2 separate regions of the Homo sapiens genome follow, and region 1 is linked to region 2. A link is an interaction called in ENCODE POLR2A ChIA-PET data of the cell type or tissue named here. Cell type or tissue: A673. All regions are shown on one strand. Links, peaks and the distances in the headings refer to the core of each region. The heading gives the core; the rest is flanking DNA. Region 1 overlaps ARID4B (AT-rich interaction domain 4B). Region 2 overlaps RBM34 (RNA binding motif protein 34).

Region 1 (2,814 bases), core at 106-2,605, 120 kb after region 2:
ACTTTAGGATGATGTGTATAAAATCGTAAAAATATGTCTAAATACTAGATGCAATCTTCTAAAAATTAAAAAAACTTATTGACAAATAAGAGACTATTTTTCCTATAATATATATAAAAACGTAGAAATTTTTTAAAGTTCGAATAATTCAGCAAGAACCAGTCCTAATTGTCAGACATAAACACCAGGAAGCAGAATTTTTATATATACATGTAAACACATTTTCATATATAAATGAAACTGTTACATACTGGTATTTCATCATGAAATTTTTCATGTCAGTATATGATGTTGATTATCTAGTACTTATGTAACATTTACTCTATAAACACTTAAAGGATATGAATTCACTTAATTTTCACAACAACACTAAGAGATAGGTAATATTATTATCCAAATTTTATAGATAGGAAGTGAGGTATGAAAAGATTAAGTAACCATCCCAAGATCACACAGCAAGGAAGTGGCAGAGCCAGGATTCAAACCCAGACCAACTGGCTCCACAGTTCATACTATGCCAGAGAATTGGGTTTACAGGGGAGAGAAACATCTCTGGTTTCAAGGAAAGTGTGGGGAGACACAAAATGGTTCACATAAAGGTTTAAGCATTTTTGTTGAGAATTAAGGCATGGACAAGACAGTTACCAGGAAGGGAGGCATGGAGACCAAAAATAATAGCATGAATAAAAGCATGATATTAGAAAACAAGCGATGTATTCAGGAATTATTGACTGGTTTCATTTTGACTACAGCATCAAGATAACATGCAGGGAGAAATTGAAGGCAGATACAGCTGTTAAGTAAGGTTGGCTGAGCATGGAGAACCTCAATCACCCATGCTGAGGAGTCTGAAATTACTATTAGATCCGAAATTACTATTAGATCTGGTTAGCATTTTGCAAATTACAATTTTAAAATAACTATAAACAATACTAGAAGGAGAAATGAATTCAGGTTCAACTAACAGTCATGAAAATGGACTTACATATGATTAGATCTTCTTCCTCTATTTGTTTTCTTTCCTATGACTGGAGTGCCAAAATGCTCAGGGTTGGTGAGTGGGAGCTGGTCTAATGTCTGTGGGTAAGAACATAAACCCATCAAAAAATTAACACTTTGCAAGTGCCTTCTTTGTTTTAAACCAAATCAATTTAAGAATATGCTCAGATTTTGAGATTAAACTCTCCCCCCAGGGAAGCTAAAACACAGCTTTCCTAAAGATAGAAAATTCTAGTTTCAAAGATATTAGAATAAAGATGAATGAGCTCATTACTGGAAAAAAAAAGTGAAAAGAAATTTGGCTGCTCTCTCTAGATGATTCATTACCTATGTGAAGGTTGATAGGCATCTAAGAATGATTAAAATACAAAACAAACACAGCTCAGTGGAAAGACAAATGTGAGAATTAAGAAATCTATTTGTAAGGTTAGGGCCAACTGCAGCTCCAATATTAATTTGTACATGGGGAATCATAATCCATAAAATAAAATTATTAATAAGAAACAAAATTAATTATGAAGATAAAGCATCAATCGCACGAACAAAAAGCCTCGGAGTAAGTTATATTACTACTCTGCAAACATTTTCTGCAATAAACCTTTTTTAATAAAATGTAACATTAATTTAATTTTTTAAATTACATTTAATTTCTACATTTGATTTTTTTCCTTTCCTACGTTTTCTTAAGATTTTCCACAGTTTCTGTTCCTTTCCTCATCCTAAGAAGAATCTTTCCTGTTATAAATAATTTCACAAACATCAGAGCAACTAGAGATTTCCAAGAAAACTGCCCAGATGAAAATAAAAGTGAGGAACTATTTAAGACAGAGACTTCTTAAAGATACAAACCAGGGTGGTATAAGAAAGAGTATCCATGAACTTAGAATTAAAGAGCAGGCATCTAAACTAATGTAATATGTAAAAAGAAATGTTATATAACTTTTTTAAAATTGAGACAATTTTGTTATAACTACAATGAACAAAACTGTGAAAAGATGAACCATATTAACACTTTTTTACATAATTCATTAGAATATATGTAAATGTGTTTAAGGTACATAGATGTATGTATCTAACAACGAACAGTATGATCAAGAAAAAAGGTACTAGCCATAAAGGATTAACTAAAGATTGATTCCTTCAAAAGACTGACAAAAATCATAGCTTTCACAACTCTCATAGGGCAAAAAATCTAATCTTTCAAATTTAGTTTGTACAGAACCTAACCCTGTCCTAATGAACCTTAAATCAGGCATTTAAAAAATATTATTTGGGCCGGGTGCAGTGACTCACGCCTATAATCCCAGCACTTTGGGAGGCCGAGGCAGGTGGAATACCTGAGATCGGGAGTTGGAGACCAGCCTGACCAACATGGAGAAACCCCGTCTCTACTAAAAATACAAAATTAGCCTGGCATGGTGGTGGGTGCCTGTAATCCCAGCTACTCGGGAGGCTGAGGCAGGAGAATCGCTTGAACCCGGCAGGCAGAGGTTGCGGTGAGCCAAGATTACACCATTGCACTCCAGCCTGTGCAACAAGAGCGAAATTCCATCTCAAAAAATAAAAATAAAAATTATTTGGAGGCAAAAACTGTCCTAAACTCAGTATATACCAAACAGAAACTATTTTTATTGAGACAGAATGTCACCCTATCATTCAGGCTGGAGTGCAGTGGCGGCATGATCATTGCTCACTGCAGCCTCAACCTCCTGGGCTCAAGTGATCCTCCAACCTCAGCCTCCCAAGTAGCTAGGACCACAGGTGTGCACTATCACACCCAGCTAATTTTTGTTTTTTGTAGAGATGGGGTTTTGC
Region 2 (2,814 bases), core at 35-2,534:
GCAGGCATTAAACAGACACTGTAAGTTGAGGGGTATCGAAGTCAAGCATCAGTGTCAAGAGACATTGGAACCAGAGCTACCTTACCTTGAATAGGGGCTGGGTAAAATGAGGCTGAGACCTATTGGGGCACATTCCCAGGAAGTTTGGCATTCTTGGTCACAGGATATTTACAGGGAAGGGAACAAGTTAATAATGTTTACCTAACAGACCCAGGAAATGTCCTGATGTCCTGATATCTTAAGAACAAAAGCATTCTTAGTTTAATTTTCCCTTTAAAGATAATATTGATCCTTGCAGAAGACAGTAGTTACACAGGATTAACAGTCCTTTGACAAAGACCAGGCAGTGTCTCACACCTGTAATCCCAGCACTTTGGGAGGCCCAGATGGGCGGATAGCTTGAGCCCAAGAGTTCAACACCAGCCTGGGCAACATGGTGAGACCCTGTCTCCACAAAAAAATTAAAAACTTAGCCAGGCGTGGTGGCACACACCTGTGGTCCCAACTACATGGGGAATGATGCGGAAGTATCCCTTAATCCCAGGAGGTTGAGGCTGCAGTTGAGTTATGATTGTACCACTGCAGTCCAAACTGGGTGACAGGGTAAGACCTCGTCTCAAAACAAACACACAAAAAATCCTTTGTCACAAGCTCTTGGAGTAGAGCTCATCTTCCTCATTTTTTTGCTGTTCAATACAAACAAGCCTTGTACCTAAGGTGGACATGTTCCTTCTCTTGCTTTAGGGTATGCACCATTCTACAAAGTAACCTTTCACTTTTTTTTTTTTTTTTTTTTTTTTTTGAGACAGTCTTGCTGTCACCCAGGCTGGAGTGCAGTGGCATGATCTTGGCTCACTATAACCTCCACCTCCTGGGTTCAAGCGATTCTCCTGCCTCAGCCTCCCCAGTAGCTCGGATTACAGGCATGTGCCACCACACCCAGCAAATTTTTGTATTTTTAGTAGAGATGGGGTTTCACCATGTTGGCCAGGCTAGTCTCAAACTCCTGACATCTGGTGATCCACCCACCTCGGCCTCCCGAAGTGCTGGGATTACAGGCATGAGCCACCGTGAGTGATCTTCTTTATTTTCTTAATAAACTTGTTTTCACTTTACTCTGTGGACTGGCCCCAAATTCTTTCTTAGGCAAGATCCAAGAACCCTTTGTTGGGGTCTGGATCTGGATCCTTTTCCAGTAACACGAGGTTGCATAATAAAGAATTTGGCTGGCCTTTGTCCCCAGTTCCTGGGAGTTCTAGCCCCTTGGAATTGATGAGTGATTCACTCCTGTAATCCTAGCACTTTGGGAGGCCAAGGTGGGAGGATCACTTGAGTCCAGCAGTTTGAGAGCAGCCTGGGCAACAAAGTGAGATACTGAAGCGACATCGTTTGGGGTAATACCCAAGGTTCATTGCTTCATGCCAAGGAAATCAAGAACTTGAGCACACACGGAGTAAGGTTAAGAGCAGAGGTTTAATAGGCAAAAGAGAAAGGAGGCTTGGGTGCAGTGACTCACGCCTGTAATCCCAGCACTTTGAGAGGCCAAGGCAGGTGGATCACCTGAGGTCAGGAGTTCGAGACCAGCCTGGCCAACATGGTGAAACCCCGTCTCTACTAAAAATACAAAAAATTAGCCAGGCGTGGTGGCAGGCGCCTGTAATCCCAGCTACTTGGGAGGCTGAGGCAGGAGAAGCGCTTGAACCCAGAAGGCAGAGGTTGCAGTGAGCCAAGATCACGCCACTGCACTCCAGCCTGGGAGACAACAGCCAAACTCCATCTCAAAAAACAAAACAAAAACAAAAAAACCTTCAAAGGTAGTATCACAATGTGAATAAACTGAGAATGTGGAAGTCTCCACATTTCACATACACCATCCATAAAGAAGTATAAAACTCAACACATGAATAGCAGACGATGCTATCAGCAGATAATAGCACTTTTATTAGCAGTACTCAGCAGGAAAAGAAAAAGCAGTTCCTGGTTGTTATTTCTGTTTTCTCTGTTTCTTAGGGCGTCCACTTTTCTTCTGTCCTTTCTTCTTCGTTTTAAGGAGAACAGCTTTTTCTCCAATAAATAAGCTTTTAGGATGTCCTTCTGCAGTTTTGGAAGTAAAATTAAGTCCCTGCTTAGGTTTACTGACATTCTTCAATCGTGGATTTGAATTTTGTTGTTTAAATTTTTCTTTATTAACAGAACGCATGACTCTGAGTTTTCTCCCCATGAGTTCAGAATTATTTAATTTCAGAGCAAGATGAACAGAATCTGTATTCTGCAAAAGAAAACACAATACATTAATTGCTACCAGAAACCCATCTGCAAAGAAACTAGTGAAAGTGTCACTTTAACAGATGAGAACGACTTTCAAGCTTGCACAGATAAGCCCCATCCAATCCCAGGTGTATCAGCTGCTGCACTCGAAGTCTCCTCATCACCATGCTCGTCACCAGTGTTTCCTCAGAAAGCACTCAAGCTGCCTTGTGAAATGTTCAGCTAAGTCACAATGCTACAGGCTTCGTGGTTTTTTTTTTTCATTGTAAAATGAGGTTCTAGACTAGATTAGTCATATGCAATATTGGCTTTTTTTCTTTTTTCTTTTTTTGAGACGGAATCTCGCTCTGTTGCCAGGCTGGAGTGCAGTGGCACGATCTCGGCTCACTGTGACCTCTACCTCCTGAGTTCAAGCGATTCTCTTGCCTCAACCTCTCAAGTAGCTGGGATTACAGGCGCGGGCCAACATACCCAGCTAATTTTTGTATTTTTAGTAGAGACAGGGTTTCACCACGTTAGCCAGAATGGTCTCGATCTCTTGACCTT

The links. Peaks named below come from ENCODE experiments on the same cell type or tissue, not always from the same donor. Only the 100,000 strongest peaks of a DNase experiment are listed, where the experiment ranks them.
Region 1: POLR2A ChIA-PET joins it to region 2 with 11 read pairs; 6 of 35 experiments call an interaction of 5 or more read pairs at or near these places.

Annotation. Positions count from the first base shown.
Region 1 is chr1:235,245,435-235,248,248 of GRCh38, forward strand. It overlaps ARID4B (AT-rich interaction domain 4B), which reads right to left. Exons shown (of 24, transcript NM_016374.6): 7 at 986-1,077. Among named protein-coding and RNA genes, the nearest start is that of MIR4753, 57 kb to the left of the region's middle. In A673, for the core only: no CTCF peak of the experiment used is centred there; no DNase peak of the experiment used is centred there.
Region 2 is chr1:235,129,729-235,132,542 of GRCh38, forward strand. RBM34 (RNA binding motif protein 34) reads right to left here. Exons shown (of 11, transcript NM_015014.4): 11 at 1,455-2,269. The coding sequence ends at 1,985. Among named protein-coding and RNA genes, the nearest start is that of TOMM20, 2.3 kb to the left of the region's middle. In A673, for the core only: no CTCF peak of the experiment used is centred there; no DNase peak of the experiment used is centred there; H3K27ac peaks cover 35 bases.